Regions from separate parts of the Mus musculus genome. Here region 2 is linked to region 1. The links are chromatin loops, found by intact Hi-C in ENCODE. Cell type or tissue: heart. All regions are shown on one strand. Links, peaks and the distances in the headings refer to the core of each region. The heading gives the core; the rest is flanking DNA. Region 1 holds the start of Tnip2 (TNFAIP3 interacting protein 2). Region 2 holds the start of Htt (huntingtin).

What was found. Peaks named below come from ENCODE experiments on the same cell type or tissue, not always from the same donor. Only the 100,000 strongest peaks of a DNase experiment are listed, where the experiment ranks them.
Region 2: it touches region 1 in a loop (2.6-fold over the local background); 5 of 42 quality-filtered maps call a loop at or near these places.

Annotation. Positions count from the first base shown.
Region 1 is chr5:34,511,957-34,527,736 of GRCm38, reverse strand. It overlaps Tnip2 (TNFAIP3 interacting protein 2), which reads left to right and starts at 13,758. Exons shown (of 6, transcript NM_139064.2): 1 at 13,758-14,118. The coding sequence starts at 13,840. It also overlaps a transcript of Sh3bp2 not described here. In heart, for the core only: a CTCF peak has its summit at 9,636 (motif pointing left); DNase peaks (open chromatin) are centred at 8,026 and 9,616; H3K27ac peaks cover 521 bases.
Region 2 is chr5:34,755,021-34,770,800 of GRCm38, reverse strand. Htt (huntingtin) reads right to left here and starts at 9,061. Exons shown (of 67, transcript NM_010414.3): 1 at 8,692-9,061. The coding sequence starts at 8,894. It overlaps Grk4 (G protein-coupled receptor kinase 4), which reads right to left. Exons shown (of 16, transcript NM_019497.2): 16 at 15,498-15,657. The coding sequence ends at 15,607. In heart, for the core only: no CTCF peak of the experiment used is centred there; DNase peaks (open chromatin) are centred at 8,540 and 9,170; H3K4me3 peaks cover 2,553 bases; H3K27ac peaks cover 1,882 bases.

The DNA.
Region 1 (15,780 bases), core at 7,121-12,120:
CCTTTCCCACAAATCTTGCCTTTCCTAGGTTCTAGGTTCCCCATCTCCTCTGCTCAGGCTGCCCACTTCCTCTGCCCAGCAGTGCTATAAAAGAGCCGTATATGTCTGTGCCCAGGGAATCTGGAAGGCCATGAACCAGCCAGATGATGGCACCGTAGGGTCTGCCAGAATCTCTGACCCTTGGTCCCCACAATGGAGCTTTGAGGATGGAACTCACACTGGTCAGTCTTTGTGAACACAGGTGTTTGCCCACAGGGCCAATGCAGGCAGGAACCTGGAAGCCTGCCTTATGCCCCAGGCCTCTCCAGGCCTGGCCTTGCCCACCTCAACCACAAGACAAAATGGCCTGTTGTCCCTGTCTGAGCAGCACACACAGGGAAACACCCCAGCATCGGAGTCTCATCTACTCACCACTAGCAGACTGTGGGCACTCATAACCACCCCTGGGTAGAAAGTGTTTGCCACTCCTCATGTTACAGATGTAATGGAGGTTCAGCGGGAGGGAACGCCTGATGCACAGCATGTAGTTGAATTTGAACCCAAGCCTCCAGCCTGTGTTTGTGCCCTTCCATCTGCCCTTCTATGACTAAAGCAGGGCGTTTTGACTCTCTGGACCTTTTGAATTTCTGTAGGCCTACATATGCACATGCATCCATATGTGGACAAAAGGATACTGGGGGCTGACTCAGCACCCCACTTCCTCTGTCCATGTGAAAAGGAAGGGCAAAGGCAGTCCTGGAGTCTACCCTCTTCCCTTCTGTCTCTCCCAGCCCAGCCTCCCCCCAAAGGCTAGTCTCCCTTTCCTCTCCTACCAGAAGGGGCATGGGAAAGGAGGTGGACAGACCTGAGGTTGACATCTCCTTGGAGCCCTCTCATGCCCCAGGAGTGGAGAGCTAAATCTGGGGCCCAAGGCTGGGCTTCCCTACCAGGAAAAGAACGCTGTGGTCTAGAGGGACCGAAGCCAGTGAGTACAACACGCACCTAGATCACAGGGTTGACCTGAGTCTGTATTCTTGCTCCCAGCCCAGCGCCTAGCTCCTGAACCCATTCTGTGTTTCACCATTGATCCAGCAGGTGATATTCAGAGCCCCTTCAGGTGGGATGTAGCATCCTTAATAGTCACATGTAGTAATCCCGAAGTCCCACGCTGTGCCCAGCGGGGGGTGGCTTCTCTAGAGCTCTTATGGAGTAACCTGACAAAAGGCACAGAACTACCAGTGTCAAAGAATGGACAAACAGAAAGGCAGAAAGATAACAGGAGCTGCGCAGGGTCATGGGAGGTGGCAGAGGGAGTTGGCTCCAGCAGGACTCAATCTGTTAACAGCCAAGGCCCAGAGCCACAGAAGGGTGGAGGTGGAAACCCGCATGTCCGCTCTCTGAACACTCTTGTATCTTCTCAGAGACTCACTCCTCCTCAAGTCTCCAAACTCCCTACACCCACTCAGTCATTCACGCGTCAGTGTGAATCAGCACTAACAGGTGGCTTTTCTCTTAAACTTCATGAGCCTCTGAAGGAAGAAACCTTTGGAGGGAATGTAAGCAAATTTATCTCCCGAGTCTTTGGAAACCCCGCTAGATGTGCCCTGTAACCTAGGCCTAGCAACGTGTGCCGGAGGAGCCGGAGGGACCGGAGGGACACAGAACACTCGCCAAACCAGCCCTATCTCCTAGACTGAACGCCCAGCCCTGAGCCCAGACTGCCGCCGCCGTCCGCCCTGAGAACACCACTCCCACCTCACAGCGGGACACAGGTTCAAGGGACCCAGGCAGGTCTCTGAGACACCACTGTGCCGCGCATGTCCACGACCCGTCCCGAAACCCATGCAGTGCCTTACCCGCCGGTTCCCAGCCCAGGGACCCTGCGTCCGGGAGGCGGATCCCTGCTCTGTTGCTCCGCTTTGCGGCCAGTGAGGCCCGCAGCCAGGCACCCCGATGCAGGCCCCGCCTCCAATCTGGCCCCGCCTCCCAGGTTCTGATCCCCACCCTCGCACTGCCACTCCGCCCCACCCCTGGCCCGCCTTCTCCACCCGTTCCCTCTCCAGCTCTGGCAGCTTAACACACCTTTTCTTTTTCTTTTTTTCTTTTTCTTTTTCTCTTTCTTTTTCTTTTTCTTTTTTCTTTCTCTTTCTTTTTCTTTCTTTTTCTTTTTCTTTCTTTTTCTTCTTTTTCTTTTCTTTTCTCTTTTCTTTTCTCTTTTCTTCTCTTCTCTTCTTTTCTTTTCTTTTCTCCTTTTCTTTTTCTTTTTTTCTTTCTTTCTTTCTTTTTTTTTTGTTTTTTCGAGACAGGGTTTCTCTGTATAGCTCTGGCTATCCTGGAACTCACTTTGTAGACCAGGCTGGCCTCGAACTCTGAAATCTGCCTGCCTCTGCCTCCCAAGTGCTGGGATTAAAGGCGTGCACCACCATGCCCAGCCTTTTCTTTTCTTTTCTTTTCTTTTCTCTTCTCTTCTCTTCTCTTCTCTTCTCTTCTCTTCTCTTCTCTCTTCTCTTCTTCTTTTCTTTCCTTTCCTTTCCCTTTCTTTTCTTTTCTCTTTTCTCTTCTCTTCTCTACCCCTCCCCTTTCCCCCTCCCCCTCTCCCTCTCTTCCCCCTCCCCCACTTCCTTCCCCTCTCCCCCTCTCCCTCTCTTCCCCCTCCCTCCCTCCCCTCCCCTCTCCCCCACTCCCTCTCTCCCCCACTCCCTCTCTCCCCCACTCCCCTCTCTTCCCCATTCCCCTCTCTCCCCCCTCCCCTCTTCCCCCTCTCTCCCCCCTCCCCTCTTCCCCCTCTTCCCTCCCCTCTCTCCCCTCCCCCTCTCCTCCCCCTCCCTCCTCTCCCCCTCCCCCTCCGCAGGTGAAGGCAGTGAGGAGAGGAGCAGGGAGCCCAGAATCCTAGCCCTTCAGCCCTCAGGGTTGACACACTCATCATTCCTGTCTCTGCCCCCAGGGCAACACCACCTGTCCACAGTTTAGCTCTCATGGATCCCAGAGGCTGAGGAGACAGGTGCTGACTGGTGGAGATGCCATCCCTCTGGGGTACCCATCATGTTCCCACCTCTGGCTGCCCAGGTATCACCTCTGTGTACCTAAGTTGTCTATGATCCTCTGCCTGCCCAGGCTGCTCCATCTTCTCCTGTGGAGAGTGCCAGGTGCACAGCACTAGGCTGTTTGGCCCAGAATCCTATACTTTCAGCCCCTCCTCTGTCCACTGTTGATTGGCCCCATCAGCACCTCACACAGCTGCCTTACTCCTAGGACTTGGCTCAGGGGTGCAAAAGGCTAGACATCCCTTGCATCAAGTTCAGTTAATCAAATGCATGGCCTCATTGAGGGCCCTGGGGACCCTGATTCAAGGCAAATTCTGATCCTTATGGCTAATGGGAAATGGACACAGATGCTATCATGTCACTTTGCATCTCTTGTCCCCAAAGCTGAGGGGAGGGACAGAGACCAGGAGGGAAGTAGAGCAAAGCCAGACATTGGTGCCACCTGCAGGAACCTAACTGAAGGTATACGCAGGGTTGGCTTCCACATGTCACATTCAGAGAAGATGGAAGGGACTAGAGACTACCATCTCCTGAAATGTAGCTGTGGTGAGGCCGAGGACCTGGGCACCCAGAGCTCCCTCCCAACTGGAGCTGACAAGATGGAGAGGATGTGCAGGACAGAGCCCATGCTTCAGGCGAGCAGAAGGGATGCAAAGCCCCTAAGCAGGCACAAGGAGGGGAAAGCAGGTCTCTGCAAACACACGTGTAGTGAGCCAGTCCTCCTGTGCAAGCAAGGTTGCAGGCCATCTTCTTCCTGGCCACCTGAGGCCTCTTTAGCAGCTCTCCCTGTGTCCCCTTATCCCAGAACCTCTTCCTCCCTTTGCAAAGCTCAAGGGTCACTTTTGTTCCCTACTCTCTCATCCCACATCCTGTCTGTACTTCTGTCTGTCTGGAGGTCTTACCAGCTCATGACCATGACACTACCTTTGCCAGCCATTGTCCTGCTCCTTCCTCTGGCCTGCCCCTCACTAGGAAATCTGTTATGATCTCACCTCAGAATTTCTCATAGACTGTCTTCACCCCAGAGCAAAGACCTTATCCATAGGTGAGCCCAAGCTTGCCCAACCCCTCCTGGGACCTCTGTTCACTGCTCCCATTCTGAGTGGTCACACTGCCTGCTTGCTCTTCCCATGTTCCAGGCACACTTCCGTCTCAGAGCCTCCCGTCCCAGAGCCTCCCGTCCTGCGGTTCCCTCCCTGCTCTCCTCACCCCCCCCTGCCACCCCCAGATATCTTGACCTATCCCTTCACTTCTGTCTGTCTGTCCTCTGCCTCACCGTTTCTTTGTTAGAAGGCTCTTTCCTTGGACTACAGCAGTGGTTCTCAACCTTCCTAATGCTGAGACCCTTTAACACAGTTCCTCATGTTGTGGCGACCCCCAACCATCAAATTATTTTTCTTGCTACTTCATAACTGTAATCTTGCTACTGTCATGAATCATAATTTACAAGTGTGCTTTCCGTTGGCCTTAGGCTATCCCTATGAAAGGGTCATTTGACAACCCTAAGGTGTCTCAGTCCACAGGTTGAGAGATGTCCCGGTGGGTTAAGGTATTTACCATGAAAGCTTGACAACTTGAGTTTGATCTCTAGAACTCATGCAGAGGTGGAAGGAGAGAACCAACTCCACAAAGTTACCCTTTGACTTCTGACCTCTGTAAGCACACGGGACCATGTGCCCTTCCCACAACATGCACATAGTAATAAACATTTTTTTCATTGAAAAAAAAGAGAGTTCTTTACTTCTTTGTGTATGTGTGTTTGTATGTACGTGGACACACACATGCATGTAGAAGCCAGAGGTCAATGTCAAATGCTTTCCTTGGAAGTTTGCCATGTTTTATGAGACATGATCTCTCAGTGAATATAGAGCTCATCAACATAGCTTGTTAGCCAGCAAGTCGCAGGGTCCCTTGTTTCAGCCTGTCCCCCAAAGCTGGGGTCCACTTCATGGACTGGGCCATCTCCCTAGCCCTCCTCTTCTTTCTTTCTTTTTTTTTTTTAAGATTTATTTATTTATTATATGTGTGTACACTGTAGCTGTCTTCAGACACTCCAGAAGAGGGCATCAGATTTTTGTTATGGATGGTTGTGAGCCACCATGTGGTTGCTGGGATTTGAACTCAGGACCTTTGGAAGAGCAGTCAGTGCTCTTAACCACTGAGCCATCTCACCAGCCCCCCTCCTTTTCTTTTAAAGATTGTCCACTCTCCTTCTGTTCCTTCCTCTTCTACTGACCTTTGAACCCCAACATCTGACACATCCAAACTCCCTTTAGAACGCCATCTTACTAGAGCAAGACCTGGCTTACCTCAGGGCTCATCCACTTCCTGGAACAAAGTAGATGCTTAGTAAATGGCTGGTGAAGGAAAATAAAAAGCCAACAGGTAGAGTTCTCCGGGAAAGGGACTGCCTTCCCAATCAGGCTCCTCTGTCCGATGAAACATTGAACTGCCTTCCTTTTTCTCTTCCCAAGAATGGCCTCATGGTGAGGCTGCTTCCCCGTGGCAGGCCTGTTTCTGGGTAAGACCAAAGCTGAAGGCTACTGACCACTCCTATGGGGGACAGCAGGAAAATCCATAGACCAAAGCATTGAGGGTGGGTAGGGAAGGGATGGGTAAGGCCTGGAAACCTTGTGGATGATTTAGCTCACCACAAAGAGATGTGGATGGGTGGGGGGCAGGTGGGAGAAAAGTTGGCCTCAAACATCTGGCAGGCTGTGAGAACAAGGCTGGGTCCTCTGCTGGGAGAACGGCCTAACGTCTTGCCTTCTTGGGTTCTAGGTCTTCCTCTATCCAGGGACAGGTTCTGTGGCTCCCTCACACTGGACTTGTTCAAGGGGAGACAGAAATTTTTCTCCTTTGCTGGTGTGAGTCAGAATCAAGGCAGAGGGAGAAGCAGAGGGTAGGGAGTGGAGAGAAGCTGAAGGGACTTCTTAGGCCAGGCTGTAGAAGGGGTCCGCACAGGTCCGCAATACAGGTCTGGGCCATACTCCAAGCCATGGCTCTTACAGGCTTGCTTTCTTCTACTGTGCCAGTTCTACATGCACTCTGGGAGAGTCAGCTGAGCATCTCTGCCCAGGAGGCCTTTCCAGGCTCCTGTGCCATGCATCACCCAGTTTGTCACTTGCAGCTTTCGACACACCCTGCAGTGTAGGACTCTACAAGTCCTGCTCCACTGGCCCAGCCTGTGAGTATCTGGCCAGGCTTCTCCACTACCTTTCACGCCCAACCAGGCCAGGCCTCCTGGGCCAGCCAGAGATCGGGTGTGAGCTGATGATGTTGGAGGAGGCTTCCTGAGGACAGCAGGACCAAGCTGGACCAGACCTGGAGAGCTTTCTTGGAGAAGATGCTGTACTGGAGGACAGAGAGAGGATGGAGCCAGAGCGGCAGTTAGGTGGAAGAGCCCCCCTCCCCCCCAGGAATCTTCCATGGACTTGCACATGACTGCCTGGCTTTGGTGCTAAAGCCCAGCTTGGCTCTGGCTTTGCCACCTGAACAGTTTATTTGGATCAGTTTTCGATCTAGAACACTGTCAAACAAACCTTAGTAGAAAATTCTATTTAAAAAACACAAGCCCCGTGGGTGGCAAGACCCTGGCCTCACACGTACTGATATTTCTATTTTTACACCCAAACATGCTTTCAGCCCCCAGAGCCCGATTTGGAACTTGAAAGCAGCCTGTTCTATTCTGGGACCCACTTCCGGCCTTGGTGGTATGATGGAGGCGGTGTTTGTACACACAGGCTGCTCTGCCCTCTGCCCTCCCCACCTCCCCACCTCCCGTCTCTTCCTGCCCTCTTTCATCCACATAACCACCAGGACAAGAATGGAGTCTGCGAGGAGAAGACCACAGGTTCGGGCAGGGAAGCTGTGGACTTCAACAGTAATGTGGTCCCCCATTATCTCTGAAGGTTCCACCAATCACCCAAGCCTGTGTCAGGAGGGGTGGCCAGCCTTTCTCCAGTCAACACTGGACACTGAGACATGGGGTGAAAAGTGGCCCATGTGACAATAAAAAAGTTCTCCCAAACCATAGGTGGGAAGAAAAAGGGAAATAGGTAAGCCCCGCCCAGGAGACTTGAGGACTGGCCCCTAGACGGGCCCCAGGCCCTGCCATGGTAGATCTGCCTAGGAGAAGTGAGTGTGGGGCCCACCCACAAAGTTCCAGAGACACATGCCCCTCCAGGCCTGGCACTGGGTCCAGATGGGCACCACCCAATTTTCAGCATAGCCTGACCATTACCTCTCCCTTCTATCTTAGACCTTGGTCCTCATTCCCACCCACGAGAACCCCAAACCATGCTGGCCAGACCCAAGACTCCCAGATGCTACAAAACCTTGGGACTTAGTGCTGACCCCTCAACACCTTGATCCCTACTGTGCCCATTCCTTGAAAGCTACACTGGAGCCCTCCTATGCCCCAGACAGGCCCCAGACACATAGGAGGCCAGACAGGCTTTACCCAGAAAATCCCTGTTGGTCTCACACACACACACCCAACCTCCCTCCACAGAGGTAGGACTGGAAAAGTAACAGCTGTGACAAGTAGCCAGACTCATGCTCTACCCAGAAATGTTCCTGCAAAGGACCCCCTGCCCCAGGCTGGGGCTTTCCTGTCACAAAAGAAAGCTTTCACACAAGCCTGGAAGGCCAGCAGGAGAGTGAGAAGGGCTCACTAAAGGTGAGGCTGAACCTGCCCTATCCTGTGGTAGTAAGTACCCAGGTGAGAGGCAGGCAGCATGGCGTCCCTCTTCCAGCTTGCATAGGCTGAGAATAGATTTTCCTTATTTACCATCTTAAGAAATGGTGCTGTAACTCCGGGACCCCCTCTGCAGACCCACACAGATGATTGAGCCTAAGGCACAGGTTCAGACCAAGCTCCATCATTTCAGCCAAGCCTGACCGTGAATGCCTGTAATCACCATACTTGGGATGCTGGGGCAGGAGGATTGCTGGTCTGGGCTACACAGTGACTTTTAGAACGGCCTGAGCCACAGTTTGAGAAATCCCATAGCTGGCAAGGCTCACAGAACATAGGAGTTGCCCTCCTTCGCCTTCTCCAGGGGCCGCAGTTCAACTCTGCCCATTTTTTTCTGTTTGTTTCACTTCCCTAACCCTAAAGGACACTCTTATTGCTACTTCCTAGCCCATAGCATCAGCACTCGCCTTAGATAGCTATGCTTGAAGCTCCAGATGCAGAGCCTTCACGTACAGCCTCCCGGCAGCTAGCTAGCTTCCTCTCCTCGGCTTGGTTGTCCTGGAACTACTGAATGCTTTCATTTTTTATTTGTTTACCTTTATTAAATAAATAATTTAAATCCCACCTAATGCCCAGATCTCCGAGATAGCCTTCCACTACACCAGACACACCATCAGACTACAACAGACTTCTAAGTGTGGCCCTGCAGCCCCCTTCACCAGTGTCTTACCACTGTCTTTGCGTCCCTGGAATCCCTTACAGTGAGATTCCCAAACTTCCTTTCTCGGTTTCCCCTTCTTTTTGGAGAAGCACACCCTCAAGTGGCTCCTGAGAAGGGAACATGTTTCCTGAGGACTCCCCCTGCTCTTTTTTTTTTTTTTTTTTTTTTTTTTTTTTTTTGAGACAGGGTTTCTCTGTGTAGCCCTGGCTGTCCTGGAACTCACTCTGTAGACCAGGCTGGCCTTGAACTCAGAAATCTGCCTGCCTCTGCCTCCCAAGTGCATGAGCCACCACTGCCCAGCTGATTTCCTCAATCTTATCTTCCAGTTCTTCTATTGAGTTTCTATACTCATGTACATGTATACATATGTATTTTTCTAGGATCATGTATATATACATTTCAAGATATATGTATATACATATACATATTGAACTTCTATGATCATGTGTGTATGCTTGCTCTATGTGTGTGTATTATATATATATATATATATATATATATATATATATATATATATAATCAGACAGACAGAGATGAGACGGAGCGGGGGGATCTCATGTAACCCAGTATATTCAGTATTGAGGACTGAATCTAGACCTCCATAGGTAACCATTCTGCCAGCTGAGCTATATCTGAAACTTCCACAATCATATTTTTAATTTTTTAATTTTCTTTATTTCTTTCTTTCTTTCTTTTCTTTTTTTTGGTTTTCGAGATAGGGGTTCTCTGTGTAGCCCCCGCTGTCCTGGAACTCACTTTTTAGACCAATCTGGCCTCGAACTCAGAAATCCGCCTGCCTCTGCCTCCCAAGTGCTGGGATTAAAGGTGTGCGCCACTACTGCCTGGCTCATATTTTTAATTTTCTAGAGTTCTTTATATTTTCTAAATATTCTATCTTCTCAGCACCCAGTTCTATTTTTTTTTCATGAATATATACACATTTTTCTCTTTGCTTCTTGAGGGTACTGGTCACATGTTCTAAGCCAGCTGTAGTGGCACACACTTGGAGTCCTAGCTAATCGGAAGGCCAAGGTAAAAGGGCTGCTCATCTATGTGTCCAAGGTCTAGGGAAGAGACACCCCTAGCCAGCCACCCAGGCTCAATCAGATGTTGTGCAAGCCTACTAGAGTAGGTGGGGTTGGTGCCTGAAGTTCTAGTCCCCAAGCCTTTGTGGCCACACTGCCCCCTTGTGGACACTTCCATGGCAGGACCCTCGTACCTGTGAAGGCCTCATGTGTCTGGGAATGTTACAGCAGTGTGCGTGGGTGACAACCTCACTGGCCACAGACTCACATATGAGCCTTTCCCCTTCAGAGGGAGGCCTCTGCTTTCTTACACAGCTTCCTTTTGGGCTCAACTGGCCCTTGAGGTCACAGGGCAGGGCTGAAGACCCAGCATTCAAAATAAAGCAGGAAAGAACTAGGAAAAGTTGCAGATTCCAAAGGGACCTGTGTGAGAGTCAGAGGAAGAGGCCTTTGAGGAATCAGTCTGACAAATTAAGCCAGAGTTAGGTCAGCGGCCTGTCCACTTGCTCCACAGGATCACTGGAAACTCGCGGCCCATCGAAACTCAGAATGAGAGTCCGAGACTCTGGGATCTCCAGTCTTCTCCATCCAACTCTTGGGTATCCCTGGGGACCCTCCCTTGCTCATTGTATCCCTTTCTTGGGAACCCAAGTACCGAGCTCCTCTTCATTCTTTACATTGCAATAGATAGCGCCCCCTCCCCCCAAACACACTTGCTACTTAGCACAGGCTGGTCTCAAACGATCCTCCTGCCTCAGCATCTTAGAATTTTGGGATCATAAGTCTGTGCAGTGACTCATCTAATCACCCTTTAAGTTGGGATACTCCACTCCCTTTCCTGGCCCCCACATATTTCCCCCCATCTTTTCCTTATTATATGTTATTTTTCTTGTTGTTGATGCAAAATGCCTAAAATAAATAAATAACCAACTTAAGGGAGGAAGGGTTTGTTTAGGCTCCTGGTTTGAGGGGACACAGTCACTCAGAAGGAGAAAGTATGGCAGCTGGAGCAGGAGTCAAGGGAAGTGAACAGTGGTACTCAGTTCACTTTCTCCTTCTTGTTCAGCCTGGAGCTCAGCACATGCAAAGTGCTGCCTCCACTTAGGATGGGTCTTTCCTCAATTAATCCTCCCTGGAAACCTCATGGCCATGCCCCCAGGTGTGTTCCAATTAATGACAATTATTAACTAATGTGCTTAAATAAAGTTTCCCTACCTCTTGGACTGGGCATCTGCCTCCACTGTTAGAATATTCATCTATGACTCTCTAGGACCCAGGCCCTGTATTCAGCTGAAGGCACATGTATGCCAGGAACTTCCTGTGTTAACTTGCAGAATCTTAACCATGTCATAGATGGTCAGTGTCCTTAGAGGTCTGGAATCTCTCATCTACAATTCTAAAGTCCCCAAAAAGCTCAGAAACCCAAAGTGTTTTTCTTAGAGCTGGTACAATGGCTGACTTGAATCTTGTCTTACTTAATTTGACTGGCATTCCCTCTGTATTTCCAGAAACTGACTTGTTTTGTGGGGCTTAGAGATGCCCCAGTGGGAGTGCTACACTCTATGTCAATTGTTCTGATACGATAAGAGAAAGGATTTCAAGTGTAGCTGGGGATGGTAGCTCTAACTATAATCCCAGAACTTAGAAGCCTGAGGCAGAAGAACTACTCTGAGTTTAAGGCTAGCCTGGTTTACAAAATGAGTTCCAGTTTGGTCTACAGAGTGATACCCAGCATCAAAAAGTAAAGAACAAGATCCAAGCATGGTAGCATACACTGTTAATCCTAGCACTTGGGAGACAGAGACAGGCAGATCTCCATAAGTTCCAGACCAGCCTGATCTACATAGAGAATTCCAGGCTAGCCAGGGTTACAAAGTGAAGAGACTGAAAAATAAAGAACAAACCAAAAAGATCTTCAAGGGGGCTGCAGAGATAGCCCAGTGGTGTACAAGCAGATAGCCTGAGGACTGGGAGATAGCCCAGTGACATTCGAGCAGATAGCCTGAGAATCTGATTTTGGACTCATAGCACCCATGTGAAACTAAGCATGACTACACACATCTATGACCCTAGCACGGGTCCTGGGGTTGGGGATGGAGACAGGTGGATCCCTGGAACTTGCTAGCCAACCAGTATAGCCAATCCATGAGCTCTGGGTTTAGTGAGAGACCCTGTCTCAAAAAAAAATAAGGCTAAGAGAAACAGTGGAAGACACTCGACATTAACTTTTGATCTCTACACACATACACCCACACGTGCATGCTATATATACATACACACATATCACACACATATCGCACACTCACACATACATGTATAGTATATATGCTCATATACATATCATGCACACATGCATGTTACACACACACACACACACACATTTTAAAAAAGACTCCCAAGTGTTAGCAGCTTGAAGCAATATCACGTCTTTGTTACTTTGTCAGGAGCCTGGAGTACATGGTTATAGAGGTCAAGTACTCCCTGTTGTGCAGAGCTTGCCCATATGCACAGGTACTGGAAACAGGACTCCTTTTGTTGTTGATTTGGTTTTTCAAGACAGGGTTTCTCTGTTAGCCCTAGCTGTTTTGGAACTCAATCTGTAGACGAGGCTGGCCTCAAACTCACAGAGATCCATCCACCTGCCTCTGCCTCCAGAGTGCTGGGGATTAAAAGCACGTGCTACCACTGCCTTCCAAGAGTAGACCTTTTTAGAGGATGGTTATCTCAATTATGTGCAACTACATAAAATCAAAGCTTTTGAACTCCAAACACATGTGGCCCAGAAGCATTTGAATAAATGTCTTTGTTGTTTGATTCATATTTTGCACTTCACAACCAGGCTCAAAAGCACTTGAGTGGTCTACTAGGCTACACACAGGAATAGTAGTGAAGAGTTAAAGCCACATATCAGCTCTGGGCCAGGGTTCTTCTGTGTGATATCCACTCCCACACCCACTTCCCCTTCATCCCACAACTGCCTCAGTCAATCAAGATGACCCTGCATGACCATAGCAATGACTGTGCTGGACAATCATTTAATCATGGAAGTTTGGATGAGAACAGCTCCCATAGACTCATGTTTGGATACTTGGTCCCCAGTTGGTGACTCATGTAAGGTTAGAAAGGATTTCAAAGTATGGCCTGTTGGAAGAGCTGTGCCATTATGGGCAGAGAGATTCTGAGGTTTCAGCTTGCCCTCTGCTTCCTGATTTGTAATCAAGATGTGAGCTATCAGCTTTAAACATCTGACCCTTTATCCCAAGTAATGCTTCTTCTATACGCTGCCTTGGTCCTGGCATTTTGTCACACTAATAGAAAAGAAATACGCACTCATTCTCTAGTTCCACAACACCCCTACCAGGTAGGGAAGGAAGCAACTGTGACCCATCTTTTCTGAGCAGAAGTTTTGGGCTGGAAGGGCTAAGAAGGAACTGAACATAAGTGAGCCAGGTCTGTGACTCCCAGTATCCATCCCATACATTCTTGGCGAGGTCTGGCTTTGCTTATAGTTTTATACTTGCAAGTGAGTGTGTTCCTGCAGGCTCAACCAGAGCTTGCCTGTGAGCAGACAGGGTATTGAGAGTAGAAGACTGAGCAGAAAAGGAGACACACATCCTCACATAGGGAGGGGACCTCCATGAGATCTTAGCAATGAGCCATTGAAAGATTCTCACGGAGGAGAGACTTCCCAGTGGAAAAACAGTGTTCATATGGAAACTGTGGGAAGGAAAGGGTGGGCACCCTCTTGTCTTCTGCTAGAACAGCTTCTAGCGCTAAGGCCATCCTAACGCGAATTTAGGGGCATGCTGGGGTTTGGTGGCTGGCTCTGGGCTCCATCATGTACTCTGGATGGGAACACCTTTCTGGGTCAGTGTCCCTCTATGAAGAAACGCATGTCAAGTCCCGGAAGAGGAAGGAGCCCAGCCAATGAAACCTGACCACACTCTACGTCCCATGTTTGAAGTCCTTTGATTTATTTGCTTTTCTTCAGCTGCTGTACCAGAGGATACCTAACCCCAAACCCTGGTCGCAGATGGGGTCTGACTCCAGGAAAATTCCTCAGACGCAGGGAATAGAGCAGACAGCACCTAGAATGGAGCTGGTGTGTCAAGAGAAAGTGAGATCATAGAGTAGGAGGGACCAGCTGTGGGAGGGGACGGAGTCAGACTCCCGGCAGTGGGAGAGGCGGAGCCAGCTGTAGGCGGGGCGGAGTCAGACTCCGGGCCATGGACGAGGCGGAGCCAGCTGTGGGCGGGGGCGGATTAGGCTCTGGGAGTGGGCGGGGCGGGAAACGTTCCGGGAAGGCTGGTTTTCGCTCCCCCTGTGTGGAGAAGTTGGAGACGCCCAAGTCCCCACGGAAGGCCTACAGCCATGTCGTCTGGGGACCCAAGGTCTGGTAGACAGGACGGGGCCCCGCGTGCGGCCGCAGCGCTCTGTGGCCTGTACCACGAGGCCGGCCAGCAACTACAGCGCCTGAAGGATCAGCTGGCCGCGCGTGACGCCCTCATCGCGAGCCTCCGCACCCGCCTCGCGGCTCTGGAAGGGCACACGGCGCCGTCACTCGTGGACGCACTTCTGGATCAGGTGGAGCGCTTCCGTGAGCAGCTGCGACGACAGGAGGAAGGCGCTTCGGAGACCCAGCTGCGGCAGGTGCGGGGCGGGCGGGAGCTGCTGCGCAAGGCGGCCTGGGGAACTTGTTGGAGCGAGTGACGTGGAGTCCAGAGATGCGCGAGGTCTTGAGGGTCGCGAGGATATGAAGCTCGAGGTGCGGGTCTGAAGAGCTCGAGGTCTGAGCATAGTGGTTTAGGGGTGCGCTGGGGTTTGAAAGGAGCTGGGTTATGAGGGATACGAGATCCTGAGACTAGTGGGTCCTGAGGTTTCAGGGTCTGAAGGGCGTGGGGATCAGAGGCGCAGGTAATCCTGTTGGATTAGGGTCTGAAGGTAAGAGTCTGGGTAGTTCAGGGTATTGAGCAGTTCGGGATTCATTCGTAGGCTCAGGGGATATGCCAGAGGTGAGCAGGAGTCTCTGGGGCTCGGGGTTCTGGTGAGCAACAGGGTGGTAGGGGTGTGACTGTTTGAGGAGTACCAAGTCCTGACGTCCTGCTGAGGTTATGAGCACTTCTGAGGGACTTGTAATAGAGGTTAATTTGGGACAGACCCCCTGGGTCTCTCGACTTTGAGGGGTACTGCTGTGGGAAACTTACTCATGAAGTTTTGTGGGGGACAGGGTTCTGCGGAATGTGAGGGATCCTGGAGTGCAGGGATCTTGTGGGGCATAATGTTCTGAGGTAGCCTCGAACACGTGGTTCTGTTGGTAGTAAGCTTCTCCAATATGTACTCATATTATTAGTAATATTATTATATTAGTCCCAAAGGGGTGTGTAGCTGTTTTAATCACTGCCTTATTTGCGTTAAAGAGATACCATGACTAAGGCAACTCTTATAAAAGAAAGTATTTAATTGAGGGCTGGCTTACAGTTTCAGAGGGTCAGTCCATTATCATCATGGTGGGGAGTATGGTAGCTTGCAGGCAAGCTTGGTGCTGGAGAAGTAGCTGAGAGCTACATCCTGATCCACTGGCAGAGAGACGTCCACTAGGCCTGGTGCGGGCTTTTGAAACCTCAAAGCCCATCCCTAGTGACACAGTTCCTCCAACAAGGCCACATGTCCTATTCCTTCTCAAATTGTGCTACTATCTGATGATGAAAAAATGCAAATATATGAACCTGTGGGGGCATTCTCATTCAAGCAACAACAGTGGGGGCACCAGGCTTGACTAAGATGGAATTCTGAGGAGGGGTGGTGTTCAGGGTTCTGTGGGACAGACACTAGAGGCTCTAAAGGACATGAGCGAAGCATGGGGCCAAAAGGGTCTCAAGGATATCCTGACAGGCATTGCCCTTTGAGGACTGTGTTCAGGTTCCAGTGTGTGTGTGTTGGGTATGAGGAGGCAGTATAGGTCTTGGTTCTTGGGTTCTGTGTTAGGGAGGTCTTCTGTGGAATGTGGGGTTCTGAATCTTGAGGAGGGTGCCAGGGGCCTGAGAGATGCATAGGGCTCCTAAGGATGGTGCTCTGAGAAAGAAGACCCATGGTTTTGGTTGGTGGCATTTTAGTATTATGTGGGAAGAAGTGACAGGTGCCAGTCTGATAATATGTGAATTCTTATTTGGCTCTCCTTGTCATTTGGTATCATTTGGTTCCTGTGAGATATCATAAGCACACAAAACTGAAATGAGTAATAATACTTTACTGGAGCAATTATTTCTAAACCTGACAACCTTGTCCGGCATTTGGAGGGATGCTGGCATTTTA
Region 2 (15,780 bases), core at 6,711-11,710, 240 kb before region 1:
AATACCTAATTAAAAAAATTTAAAAAAAGAAACAAGTTTTTAAAACATGAAACTGGTAAGTAGAAAAAAATAACTTGAAAAACAAAAGTAGGAGTATGAAAAGTGCCATATGTCTAATCAAGTTCAGATTATAACTCTATACATGTAATAAGTACTTCCTGAGAACTTGCCATGAACCTGATAGTCTAGATTTAGTGACTAAAAAACAAACAATTCCCATCCAGCTCCTTCCAGAGTAGGAGACACATGCAAAGAACTAACATATCAGTCACACTAGCAAAATGAGAAAGGGACAGGACCGCACATCACCTCCTCAGTCCTCACAACTATCCCCACCCTAAGTATGAAGCGATCAGCTTAGAAAGGATCTATCAGCAGAGAAGAAAATCACACCCAGGGCTAATAAAGGAAAGGCTGTACCCAGTGTGCAAACACACAAACACACACCAATGTTTTATTTAATCATACAAATGCTGGTTGACTAAAGAGCCAAGGCCTAGGATTTGCCCACGATATACTCTCTATCATAGAAAAGGACTTCGCCGGGTGTGGTGGCGCACACCTTTAATCCCAGCACTCGGGAGGCAGAGGCAGGCGGATTTCTGAGTTCGAGGCCAACCTGGTTTACAAAGTGAGTTCCAGGACAGCCAGGGCTACACAGAGAAACCCTGTCTCGAAAAAGAAAAAAAAGAGAGAGAGAAAAGGACTTCTATACCAGTCTTTCCTGCTCTTAAGTTAACTGAATGCAACAGAAGATACTAGAATGTATAATTTTAAAAAAATGACCCTATTCATAGACATGTACAATTACAATGTCAAGTGAAAATTGTAATATACTTTTTTTGTAATATACTTTTAAAAGCAATGTTAAAAAGGAAGAGTAACAGTGGTGGCTGGTGGTCACAATGGAACACTGTGTTTTTACAATCATAGATTGTATACTCAAAATGGTTATGTTTTATGTGATGTTATTTTGCCACAAGGGGAAAACAAAATAACCAAAGATCTAACATTACAGGAAAAAAAGATACATAAGTAAAATCATATAATGAGTAGGCATTAGGAATCAGCTTGCTCAATGGCCTATAATCTCCACTATTTACCTGAGCTGCTGCAGGTATCAGCAGCTGAATTCCTTCTTGTTGTTAGGTAGCTTAACTACCTATTGACGACTTCTAAACTGATTCCAGCTTGAGGCTATTACCCCTAGATCTGTTAATCATTTGCATACAGGTTTTATGAGACTGTTAATTTTAGATTCTCCAGAATTAATGTTCAGGAGAACAATTGTTGTTTTGTGTAGTGATTATTCATTACTTACAGAATGTAAATGATGTGTGAAAAAAAACTTATAGAGCTGGAGAGATGGCTCAATTGTTAAGAGCACTGATTGCTCTTCCAGAGGTCTTGAGTTCAATTCCCAGCAACCACATGGTGGCTCACAACCATCTGTAATGGAATCTGATGCCTTCTTCTGATGTGTCTGAAGACAGCTACAATATATGTGTGTGTGTGTGTGTGTGTGTGTGTGTGTGTGTGTGTGTATACATATATGTGTGTGTATATATATATATAATCTTTTTTAAAAAAACTTATAGAAACTATTTTGAAAGCTAATTTAAAAGTATAAGTGTTTTTTAAAGGAGTTTCAACATAGGTATGTACATGACAATGTATCCTCAGAAAACATGTGCTAAGCATGAGATACCTCTTACAAGTTATTAGTCATGGAGGTCCCAGAAACACCTTCCTATCCAAACAACACAGGTTATTTCTATCACTCTTGGTTGCCCAATGTAACTATATAATAGTAAAACCCTATTGATGAAGATACAACACACTTTGGTTGCATAGAAGACATAGAGAAATCAAGATAGAACTGATCTGAAAACTTCCTCTTGGCTGGTTAGGTTTTATAATGCCAGGTGTTTTGCAGGCCACTGGAGGAGAAAAGACATCAATGGTCTTACTAAGCACTGGACCCTGAATGCTATAATATAGACAAAGGCGAAATGTGACCACTAGTGCAACAGTGATGTAAAGAATACAAAGATAACCCACAGTTTTCTGACTAGACTTAAAGTGTGCGCCAAAGGTACACACCTAGTCAAAAGCCCATGACTCAGGGGAAGGAGGTTACAGGTCCTAAAACAGGACCCTACTACTGCTGTTTTGCTAAGTAGACATGTTGTTAGACTACCTTCTACATATTTATGTTTGGGAGCCCGATGTGGTGGTGCATGCTTTTAATTCCAGCATTTGGGAGGCAGAGGCAAGTGAACCTGAGTTTAAGACCAGCCTGGTCTACAAAGTGAGTTCCAGGATGGCCAGGCTACAGAAAAACCCAGTCTCAAAAAACAAACCAACCAAATAAACAAACAAGAGTAAATATTTACATTTATACCTACAGACTAGTGCTACTGTCAGGCCTTGGCCAAAGAAACCTCTTTCTGCAGTGGGCAGCAACTCAAAAACTCATAGTATACTGAGAATAAGTGACTGATAAATGTCAGCCTAAATGTGACATCTAAATTGACCCCCACACCCAGGTTCAGGGAAGGGAAGGGGTAGAGAGAATTTATGAGCCAGGTTTTATAGAGCTCAATGAAATTCTGCCTTCCAGACATGGCATGGCTGCTGTAATAATAAACTCACTGCAGTTATGGTTACCACACAAGAACTGGGTGGGAGATAAACCTTTAGTCCCTACACTGGGAGGCAGAAGCACTCATCTCTGTGTGTTTGAGGCCAGCCTGATCTACAGAGCTAGTAGTTCCAGGACAGCCAGGGCTACACAGAGAAAGCCTGCCTCAGGGAAAACAAACAAACAAACAAAAACAAACAAACAAACAAAAACCAGTCAACATTCCATTCCAGCAAGCAACACTAACTGGATTCAGTGGGTCATTAAAAAAAGGCATGGAGGTGGGAGAAGGACATGCTGAGGTATAGATGGGAGGGAGATAGTAGGGGCCCTGTGGGAGAAGGACATGCTGAGGTATAGATGGGAAGGAGATAGTAGGGGCCCTGTGGGAGAAGGACATGCTGAGGTATAGATGGGAGGGAGATAGTAGGGGCCCTGTGGGAGAAGGACATGCTGAGGTGTAGATGGGAAGGAGATAGTAGGGGCCCTGTGGGAGAAGGACATGCTGAGGTGTAGATGGGAGGGAGATAGTAGGGGCCCTGTGGGAGAAGGACATGCTGAGGTGTAGATGGGAAGGAGATAGTAGGGGCCCTGTGGGAGAAGGACATGCTGAGGTGTAGATGGGAGGGAGATAGTAGGGGCCCTGTGGGAGAAGGACATGCTGAGGTATAGATGGGAGGGAGAGAGTAGGGACCCTGTGGGAGAAGGACATGCTGAGGTGTAGATGGGAGGGAGATAGTAGGGGCCCTGCATGAGATTCAGATACATTGTATACATGCATGAAACTGTCAAAGAATAAATAAAACATTTTCTTTAAAAAAAAATAATAAAAGAATGTTTCATGACTTGAAAATTTTAAGAAATTCCAATTCTATGTACTCATTCTCTTACATATTTTCTATGGCTGCTTTCATGCCACAGTGGCAGAGCTGACTGGCTGTGATGGCATTATAGCCACAGAGCCTTAACCGTTTACTATCTGGTCATGAAGTTCACCAATATTGATGGATAGAATCACAAGGGACCCAGAATAACTAAAGCAACATTGAAAAAGACAATGTTGGGGGGCATACTTTATGATTTGAGATCATGATATAAACCAGTAATCAAGACTGTATAGTACTGGCATAGAACAGACACACAATCAATGGCAAAAATGGAAGTAGAAACATTTACATATGGACAGGTAATAATTTTCAACAAAGATGTCAATACAGTTCAATGAGAAAAAAACATTCTCTTTAGCCAAATGCTAAATTACACGTGCAAAAGAAAAGAGTCAGACATCTACCTTAACCACAAATTCAAAATGAGTCAGGCTTACAAACAACTCTTAGAAAAAGAGGGAGTAAATAAATCTTTGTGATTTCAGATAAAAGAGTGATTTATTAAGTATCTAACATACCGTAGCTAAAGACAAAATTAAACTTCATCAAAACTTAAAATGTCTATGCTTTGAAGAACATAAGAAAGTGAGGCAAGTCTAAATCCTGAGTTTAACTCTTCAGCATTCAGCGTTAAAACTGGGTGTGGTTATTCACGTCTGTAACCTCACTATGGTGAACAGGGACAGACAGATCCCCAATATTTGCTGGTCAGTCAGCTTACTAGAAATCCATTGGTAACTTTAGGTTTATTCAGAGAAGTGGCGAGCAATAGAGGAAGACACTCAATATTCTTTTGGCCTCTGCAAACCCCTAACACATATATACACTCCACACCATTCAAGAGATAGATGTACTGGCCCCCCCAACCCCCCACTGTGATGGGCCATACCTATGGTCCCAGTACTTGGGAATCTGTGCCATGAAGATTTGAAGCCAACTTAGACTACACAATATACCAGGCCAGCCAAAAGTACATAGCAAACTTTGATCTCAAAAGAAAACAAAAAAAGAAATTGAAAGAACAATCTTAGCCTGGCAGTGGTGGCACATACATTTAATATCAGCACTTGAAAAGCAGAAGCAGGCAGATCTCTGAGTTCCAGGCCAGCCTGGTCTACAGAGTGATTTTCAGGACAGTCAAGGCTACATAGAGAGACCTGTCTCAACAAAACAAAACAAAACAAACAACAACAACAAAGGCAAGGCAATCCACAGAAAGGCTTTTAAACTTATATCTCATAAGGAAATAGTATCCAGAACACATAACAAAATTTTTAAAAAATGTGCAAGAATGAAGACTTAGACTTGGAGTCTGTGCTCCTGATCTAATTGTTAAACTTCCTACACTTATTTTGTCTTAGAATAAATCCTCACCTTTCCCGTTCTCTGTAGCTTTCATTGCTACGTTCTCTATTTGGAGATAAATGCAGTAACTGATAACACCAATGAAGCCTCCCTCAACCCTTTGCTTCACCCCCACTACAACTCTTACCGTCACTCATTTCATCCAGCAAAAACATGACATCACTAATCCCCACACAGGAAAGCCTTTGACAACTTCCCCTTGCAGGAATACTCCTCTTCCATACACCCTCCTGGTAGATTTCTGACTCTTCAGATATTTATTCAAAAATAAGCCTTCAACTAAGCAGATATTATTTAAACACCCTGTCTAAAACATGTCAAGCCCTGGCATTTCCTAATCCCCTTCCCTACTTTACTGCATGCGCCTCATCACTCACTATGAACAAACTATTCTGCTTACTGTCTATGTCTCTCCCAAGAATTTTAGCTTCATGAGACATGACTTTGTTCCCTGCTAAAACCTGCAACTAGAACAATGCTAGGCACATAGGAGATGATCAGCAAATATTGATAAATGAATGACTATGCTCAGGAAGACTAATGAGGACTATTAAGGGTGAATGTCAACTGTTCAAGGCCTATCAGATCGACAGCAGCTAGCAGAGCAGAGAACAAGTTCTCAGCTACTTCAACAGAGGCCCACATATGGCTGTGACACTGGTTCTACAGAACACAATGAGAGTCACAAAAGCAGAACAGACTCATTCTAAAACTGTTTTGGCTGTTCTCATTTCGAAAAAAAGGACTTTTAACTGAGTCAAGTGGACAAAATGCCAAAAATCAAAGCTTCCAAGCAGTGAGTTTGTTACTTATTATTAATGAACACTTGGTTTTTCAACAGCAAAGTACATAGAAATATGAGATAGATGCTAATGGAGCTAATTTTGGAAAATGTTAGTTAGTTATATACAGTGTAGTAACAAGTTATTTTATTAAAATAAAAGCTTTTAAAAGCTTTTGTTCCAAAATACTTTTGTTTGTAAATAATTTAAAATTCTGTCCTAACATATGCCCAAATTTTATCTGGAAGGACAAATGAAGTGTAACAGAGCTTGCTCCTGGGTACAAAGTTAGGAAAATGGGGAGGGAGATGTTTTCATTATTTAACCATTTTTATCTTTGGGACTGTATCATGTTAATGAATTACTTTTGCAAACTAATTTGTGTTCGAAGCAGGCACAGAACAATCTCTCTCTCTCTCTTCCTCCCTCCCTCTCTCTCTCTCCCTCTCTCTCCCTCATACACACACACACACACACACACACACACACACACACACACACAGAGGTTTATAGAAGATATGGGGAATATGTAAACTTCCACAATTCCTCTCACCCAGAGGCAGAGTCATGGTAATAATCAAAATAACTAGACAATACTTGTGTCAGGGTACTCTGGTGGAGTCAGCTTGTGAGGCAAAAATGCCAAAAAGCTGCTCATGAGAAATGAATTTCTAGGACTCTCCTCCTGGATATTCTGGCGAAAGCCAACTCTCCAGTTTGGATCGGTTTGTCAGGCGAAAAGCCTGGAAGCTGTTTCACGAGGATAAGAGTCCAGGGAAATTTTCCTCCCAGAGTTATGGCATCTCTTTCCCTAACCCATTATATTCAAATTTCCACCACATTAATCTAGTGTATAGATTCACGTGCACTCTATTAAGCATCACCTTATAGTAAATGCCTTTTAATATTGTATTCTAACATAGCTAAAGCCTTTCCCCAGTGTTCTTAGATTCCAGATAGCAGCAAGGAGCTTAACCCATTCAGTAAACAATTAAGCACTTGCCATTTTACTCAGCTGTTTACAGATAGAGACTAAAAGTCTCACTGAGATAGAAATGTTTTACTACAGGCTTCATTCCATGTCAAGTATAAGTTGATATACTACCCTGATAAGGGGGAACTCTCCAGACAGGATAAGTTTTACTAGACCTAAGAATTTAGAGCTCAGTGATAGCACATTACTCTTAAGGCCTGTCAAGAGTTAACAACCCCCTGATGCTTTTAACCTTAAAGTGTGAAATTCTTGCCTGGCATTAGGCTGATCCTAGGCAGGGCTTGTTATCCCTAATGTAAACATTTAATTAGTCCCTGCAAATTCCTTTCTGCTGTAACTGGTGAATTTCAGTGTATCTTGTCTTTTTGTGATTTGTATCCTCTGATAATTCGTTGTTATATAAGTCTGAAGCTCAACCAGAACATTACATTCAGATTCAACACCTCTCTTGTGTGTGGCTGATTGTCATTTTCATCCGACTCCTTACCCATCTGCCTAAGAAATCCCGTTCCTCGAAGACCAGGGACCTAGAGGGTCTGTGGCATACTTGGACAGCCCAGCATGGTGCCACATGCCTTTAATCCCAGAGAGAGGAGGCAGAGGCAGGAGGATGGATCTCTCTGAGTTCAGGTCAAGAGTTACATAGTGAGACTCTCAAAAGCAAAAAGAAACTACTTATCTAGAGGATAAGAAGTTTTCTATTCACACTTTTCACCTTATAGAAGGAAATTTTATTCCTATATTTTGTTCTATCAAGTAAGCCACCTTTTCTCCCCAAATCTTTATTTAAAAAAAAAAAAAAAAACAAACTCTCAGGACTGGGAACATAGCTCAATGATATCACCAGAACACTTATTTTCTAAGTGAGTTTTAATGATGACATTCTTTAGTAGGTTGTTCCCAAAAGTTCTCCTTATTAATTATACAAATCCAGATTAGAAATAAAATGCCCAGAGTTGAGAGAAAGGACTGAGCTGCAAGAGAGCACAGGGCTCAACACTCAGCATGGATTTCCAGGAAATGTTTTGAGCGTCTCTTTTCTCTTAGAGCACTGTGACTCATGGTCTCTCTTCTGTTTCAATATTCTCTCCAGTCACAAGCAGCTAGCTTCCAAAGATCTATAAGATGTCAGCAAAGAACTAAACAGGAACTTTTACTGGCACAAAGTCAGAGTCAGAGTGGCCTATGTTCTAAAACAAGCCTGTCTGCAACACTAGTAAAATTCATTCCCCGGTGAAAACTGAGCACCACCAATGTATCCGTTTTATATAGAACAAAAAATCGATAGGCAGTTAAGTATAAGTCGACTCTTTCATATATATGCACACATATAGTTTTTTATTAATAATCACACCTAAGTAACTCACCATGTACTTGACAAATACAACTCATCCAACTGCCTGCAGACACACAGAAGCACACCTCTCTGGCTATGCTTAAAACCTGGTTTAACTACACTACACCACAAACTAAATGAAACGCCAGGAGAGTACGAAGTGCCTCGAGTCACAGGCTGCTTCAAGTGTCACTTGGAAAAAGAATATCCCATTGGATGCGTTCACACTCCCCCGCCCTCAGCACTCCCGCCGAGACCTCCTAAAAGCATTATGTCATCCACTACCCGCACATCTCTCACGCTGTCCTGCACTCCCAGCTCTTAGGCCTGATGAGGAGGTAACCCTAGAGATCTCTGCCTCTCCAAGTTCTCTTCACAACAGTCATGTGCGCCACCGCCCCAGTTTCTCCAGAAGAGAGAAACAAGTTCGTTCCCTAACTTCGCAAACTGGGAACGGCGAAGGCACTGGAGTCGTGACGCCCCTCAGCGAGTCCCTGGCTGGCCTGACCCGGCTCTGTCTCCTCTGAGGGAGGCCAGAGACCCCGCAAGACGAGGGCCCGGGCCGGGAAAGCCTGGCCTCAGGGAGGTACCGCGACCCTCTGGACAGGGAACAGTGTTGGCCATGCCCAGCACGCAGGCCAGGGGCGCGGGGCCCGGGCGGGAGCTGCGGCGCCCGGACTCACGGTCGGTGCAGCGGTTCCTCTGCCGGACCTGGCAGCGGCGGTGGTGGCGGCGGCGGCTGCCCCTGAGGCGGCGGCTGAGGGGGTTGAGGCGGAGGCGGCGGCGGCGGTGGCGGCGGCGCCTGCGGCGGTGGCTGCTGCTGCTGTTGCTGCTGAAACGACTTGAGCGACTCGAAAGCCTTCATCAGCTTTTCCAGGGTTGCCATGACGGCTTCCTGCCCGATGGGACAGACCCTGAAGACTTGGAGCCTACTGGCACTACGCGGCGCCACTTAGCAGCAAGGCAATGAATGGGGCTCTGCGCGGCAGGCAGAAGCGGAACCAAGGCGCTCAGCCATCTTGGGCCCGTCCCGGCAACCCTCGCGGCGAGTGCGTCCCGTGACGTCATGCCGGCGGAGACGAGGCCACGCCAGACCCGCAGAATTGACAGGCGGATGCGTCGTCCTCTTTCCCGAAGTCAGGACGCAGGCCTGCGGGGCCTCTGCTAGTTTAAGACTCTCCGCCCCGCCGATGTGGCCCCGCCCCTTCCCGCAAAAGCCAGCCCCCCTTAGTGAAGAGGGCCAAGCAAGAGGATGAGGTGGGCGGGGCGGGCTGCTAGATGAGGGACGGAGCTGAGCGGAGAGTGGGCTTTAGGGCGGCTCCCTGGCACCAGCGATAGAAAAGAAGTGAGGAGGTGGGCAGAGGAGTTGGGGAGACCCGGAAGGAAGAAAAGGTTGGAAAGGGGAATGACAGCGAAGAAATTTTCCTGCGTAAAGCCACCCTACACCTGGAGTCACCGGGAAAGCGATTGTGGAGCTCGGAACCCGAAACCCAAAGCAGCTCTCTCTTCCACAAGCCAGGTGGTGGCCTGAGCTTCCCGAACGCAGCGTGCTGGGAGCTCCCTGCAATGAGAAGGGAACCAGAGTGACCTGTATTCAGGACCAAAGAACCCTTTATGATCCGTGGACCCCGAAGCCCCAGAAGTGTCTGCAGTAGAGAAGGCTGAGAAAGGGTTTCAAGCAGGCAGCGAAGGCTGAGAAAGGGTTTCAGGCAGGCAGCAGTAGTTACTGTCCAAAGAAAGGCTGTGTTTCATGCAACTTTGGTCACACACTCTACATTGAGACACGGACCCTGGAAAGTGCTGTGGCAACCAGCCAGGACCTACAAGGGGTCTCATTGCCACCAGCGCTGAAGTCCTTGTCTCTAGAGCCTCCATCTCCCAAAGGTGAGCAATTAAAGCAGGAAGCTGAAAATGGTGTGGATACACCCAAGCTGCCCCTGCAGTCTGCCCAGCAAAAAGTGTTGGCTTCAACCGGGCATGGTGGTGCATGCCTTTAATCACAGCACTTGTAGAATGCTTTTTGAGTAGCATGCACGAAGCTCTGAGTTCAATCCCTGCATTTTATAAACCAGGGGTGGTAATCATGTACTCTGCAGGTAGAACGAGGATCAGGAGTTCCAGGTTTTCCTTGGCTTCATAGTGAATTCAAGTCAGCATGGGCTGTATCAGAACTTGTCTCAAAAGAAAAAGGAAAAGGAAAAAGCCAAGCAGTGATAGAACACACCTTTAATCTCAGCAGTCTGGAGGCAGAGGCAGGCAGATCTCTGAGTTATAGGTCAGCCTGTTCTACAAAGTGAGTTCCAGGACAGCCAGAGCTACATAGAAACCCTGTCTCAAACAAACAAACAAAACCGTTCCGGCTTCAGAAAAAGCTGTCTGGAGGTGATCCATGCAGTGAGAAACCCAATGAAGCTTCAGGCTACCTGTAAGAATCAAATGCCCTATTCCATGGCCATAAGGCACTCCATTTTCTCGAAATGGCCAAGTATACAGAAACCAACACTGTTACTGTAGGGGTATAAGCCCGCCGCTGTTAAACTGGGAAGGAGAGCAGAGAAACAGCCTTTAGATTCTATGTCCCCTCTGTTACTAATGGCACTATTAGATGCACAGTGCCAGTGCTAGCTCTCACATGAGGCAGCCTCTAACAGCTGGCCAGGGTTGGTAGTTGCTAGTAGGCAGACTTGGAAGAAGGCCCAGTGAGCCCTGTCTCTTAGCATTCTCTAGGTTATGATGTCCCTGCTCCCAAGTAAGGGCAGCTAGTAACTGACTTCTAACCAATACAAGACAAAGATAATGGGATGTCACACATTTGTTAGGCTACAAATGTAACTTCAGTCTTGCTAACTACCAACTTCTCAGCTTATATACATTGATGAAGAACAATTGGCAAGACTTAACATAAAGAACTACCCATGGCCAACAGTCAAGACAGATATTGGTGGTCCATCAGCCATGTATGAAGTAAACCCTGACAATACCACTAAAGCTCCAAGGTGATTCTTTTGAAGCCAAGTTCTCAGATAAGGCACTGGTACCTAATTGCCCGCTGTGAGAAGTGCTAACAGAGGACCTATGTGAGCTGGGCCCAGATTCTGGAACCACAGAAACTGGATAGTTATAAATATGTTTTGCTAGGCAACTATACTCTGGTAATTTGTTTGGCAACAATAGGTATATTGGTTGGCTTACACTGCTGTATCAGGGTACCACTGCCTGGGAGCTATCAATAGTTGTTTATATTCTCAAAGTCCTTCAAACTAAAAATACAAAATCAAGATGTTGGTAGAGCATCTTCCACTTGAGGCCTCACATCATCATCATCCCTCTGTGTCTGTGTCCTAATTTATATGAAAACATAAGTAACTGAATTAAGATCTAGTAACTTCACTTCCGATAAAGACTTTCAGGACTTAGTACATGCCTGTAATCCCAGCAGTAGGGAGGCTGAGACAGGAGGATTTAAAGTTCAAGGACAGCTTTAGCTGCCTAGTGAGTTCCAAACCAAACTGGCTACACAGACCCATCAGAAAGGGAAAGAAAGAAGGCTACCATCTGCTCTCCAAACACAGACCAGTCTGATATTCTAAGGAGTTAGTGTTTCAGTATATAAATTAGTAGGTGATAACAGAAATAGTTCCATTCATAAAACCAAATGCATTCTAGCAGTTACTCTGACCTGACCTTATTCAGAAATACAACCTGGTTTTTGTTTGTTTTGTTTTAAAATCTGGGCAATTTGCCATTTAGCTAAAATACCATAGCTAACTACTAAATAAGTCCTGGCCTAAGTAAGTCTACCACCTACCTTGCTACATCCTTGGGCTGGCTCTGCTAGCTGCCAGTGGCTTTCCTTGGCAGACATTGCACATTCCTGTGATCTCCGATGCAGCTTCAGCTTCACTCACACCATCATACATCACTTTCTCAGGGACAGCTTAAAGAAGCTCCAATCCTGCAAGCAACTGCCTGGTCTCCCAGGATGCCCTGTTGTCCATAGGGTTTAGTACAAGAGTGAAAATAAAGACCCATGTACAAGTATTTTTAGAACACACACACATGAATGTGCCATGCATATAGCAATTTGCTATATAACTGGCCTTTTAGATATTGTCTCCTAATGCAAGGCGAAGGGTCAACAGAACAACCTTAAGCTGCTTTTGTTAACTATTTTGATACAGCAATGATATAAGTACTACTACAGATCACTGGTACTAAGAGTGGGGTTGTTGCAGTGATAAAGATGACCGGATGTTTCTTGGGCTTCTGGGAACTTGTTTATGGGGCAGAATATGGAAGAGTTTGGAACTTAAGAGGAAAAAAAAGTGGAATACTATCTGCAGAGTTTAATGGGCCTTTCTGGTGGAAGCCTAGATGACAAAAATTTTGAGAGAGGGGGTAGAAATTATTCATAAGGAGTATGAAAAGATATCATAAGAATAAGGATATTGGTCCATATTCCCAACACTCACTTTAAGAAGTTAGGTCTTGAAATCCAGAGAGATGGTTCAGCAGTTATGAGCTTGTATTGCTTTTGCAAAGGACCTGGTATGGCTCACAGCACCCACACAGGAGAGCACAATTATCCAGGGAATCTAACTCCCTTCTTCTGACTTCTAAGAAGACAGAGTGATCACAAAGCACCAAGTGTTAGATTTCAGAGTGCAGAATAAAGAGACAGAGGCAGAAAGAGACCGGAATCTGACTTCAAAGGAGACTTTATTTCTGTAGGAGAAGGGAGTCTTTGAGGAGGTAATACTTGGAGTTTATATAGAGGCGTGAGGATGAGGAGTAATGTTACGTGCAAGTCTGTAGTCTCTCCTTTCTGCAATTGTCTAGTCAGTCCTTTCTAGAGTTCACTGATAATACTCTGAGCAAGGCCAGCTATAATCTCATAGGAATTCTTTTTTTACAACCAAGGCACTCTATCACCAGGCCTAAATGTGGTACATATACATACATGCAGGCAAAACATTCATAAATATATTTTTTAAAACTTTTTAAAAAGCCAAGTATAGTTGCATGCTTCTGTAATCCCAGAGCTGGAATAGATAAGACAGGTGGACCCCCAGAGCTCATAGCCAACAAGTCTAGGCAATTGGTGAGTACCAGATTCAGTGAGTGAAAGACCTCACCTCTAAAGATAAGGTGAAGAGCAATTAAGGAAGATGCATATACAAAGGATACTGAGAGAGATGTAAACAGACAGTCAGTGCCCTGGCTCATGAAGCTTCAGAGGGGAATGAGAACTTGATCAGGTACTAGCATGTGATAGTAACATGTGATAGTCTAGCAAACAACCTATTCAGTGAATGTCCAAAGAATTTGAGTGAGGCTTAATTTGAATATAATGGATTAATGTTTTTGGTGGAAATATCAAGGCAGGATTTCATTCAGGTTGTGCCATGGTTACTGCTTACTGTTCTTATCCAAGTCTACAGTCAGAGACAGAGAGAGAAGGAGAGAGGGTGGAGGAAGAAAAGGGGAGACCAGAACAGAAAGATCACTGTGAAGTTTGGCAAGAAAAGATATTTGACAAGGAGAGGACAGATGAAGAATCATGGCATTAAATCATGGCATAAAGATAAGACCTCCAACCTACTGATGTTTCCATCTTGTGGAAATGCACACTCATTTACTAGAAGGGAATGAATCTAAAATGAAAATGCTGCTGAAGGAATTGCTTACTAGTACTTAGGGAAAATGTTTCCCAAGATCATCAAAGGCACCAATGCAACTGTGATCCATGGGGATCGGGCTCCATCCCAAGTCGGCAGCAGAGTTCTGGCAGTGTTGTTATACACATGGTATAGATGTTATAAGAATGAAAGAGATGGGATTAGGGAGGTCATAGAGTCTTTTAAGAATCTCTAAGGCTAAACATTATGTGGCAAGTTTGAAGTCCTTGTAAACAGATCCTAGGCTTTCACCATATAAAATTTGTGAAGGTGAAGCTGAAGTTGCAATTGTCTTTTCTTTTATTGTTGTTGAGACAAAATAGTCCCGACAAAAGCAACTGAAAGGTTGGAGAGAGATGGTCATCAGGTAAAGGCACTTGATGTCAAGCCTAATGAAATGAGTTCAAGCCCTGGAACCTGTATGGTAGAAGAAAAAAATCAAATTCTGTACGTTGTCTTCTGACCTCTGTGAGAATATTTCCTGAAAGGATTAACTGAGAACTGGAGACACTCCCCTAGAGTAGGCCGAACCTTCTGGAGGCAGCCAGAAAAAAGTCAAAGGAAAGAGGTCGGAAGGAAAAGCAGGCTGCTCTTCAAAGGCTACATTTGACCATATTACTGTCATGCTTCATGGACATTATAACCCAGCTTCTTCAACCTTCTAACATAGACTGAAAATCAATAATTCTCCAGGAGTCCTTCAAGCCTTCAGTTCCAAATTGCTAAGGCTTCCAGACTCAAGGACTGAACAGCTATCAGGTTCTCAGCCCATACTGTGTAAGCTAATCTGACTTATCCTCTTTATAACATATTCCATCAGCTCGGTTCTTCTAGAGAACCTTGACTAGAATTTCCTGGTATGGATCCCACTAAAGTGATAATACAGAAATGAAGCCCTCCTCACTACAGCATCACCATATGTCATAGTCACTTATGCAATTGGAACACAAGTATCACAAAAGCACCAACAGTTCCAGGGAGAGGCCCTCCACTGTGGCCAGCACTAGTGGCCATATTCATTAATGAAGTCTACATCAAGTATAACATTCCTCCCAGGAGGCAAGCTATATTCTTTCCTGATCCCAGTCAGTTTCATATTAGAAAATCAAGATTAGAAGTGTTCATGTTTCAGAGCATGACTTTACAACTCCAATTGGCCCTCAGATGTATGTCAAGAACCAAGATGTAGTGCTCATCATCCAAATAGCAGTAGTGAAATGGAAATGTGATCCATATGACAATATAACACCGGCTTAAAGAACTGCATTCAACTCAGTAAGGAACAGTCCAAGTAGATGAGGAAGCAGAGAACTGGCTGGAACTGGATTTGAGTCAGAGCATAAGAGACGTCAATGGACTATAGGGAAAAGTTTCTCACTTTGCATGTGATATAGCATAGTCCCAGGAAAATGGTGTGTGGCTTCAGATAACATTTAACTACTCATTGGGCCTAAAATCTACCCCAGACCTCCAAGGGTAAGGGAGTACCAAAGCAGGTAGGGAAGAGGAGATTGAAAAGAAAGAAAAGAAAGGAAGAACCTATGATTCTGGGAGGGAGTTTTGAATTTATAAAAGTAGCATTCATAGTTCAGCAAGAACCTAAGCAAAGTTGAAGGAAAAGTGAATGGGGTTCTGAAAAGTATTGGAACAGATATAGAGAAAAGACTTTGAAAACTGCCCAAATGCACAAGACATCCACACTTAGGAGTTTCAGGACACACAGCGGTATTCTCGGGGTTCTTCTTTAATCCAGCTTCAGTAAAAGACAATACAAATATTAATGTAAAAAATACATGAAAGCACACTATAAACAGTGTTACAGACAGTTTATTACAATTTATGGAAAGGACAAGACACTGAGTATGTGATAGATTCCTTCTTAACACCAAGGTCTTGCTCTGTGGTCTGCACAGTGAATGGTCAGTGTTCTGTTGGCTCCCTCTCCTCACTGAGGGCAATGTTCAGGCAGCCCTGCAACAAACAGCACAATGGCCAACCTCAGCTATGTCTCTAATGCCAAGATGGCTTTGCTTCCTTAAGTAGCCATGAGTTCTATAAGCATAGATTCAAACAACCCCGAATCAAAAATACTCA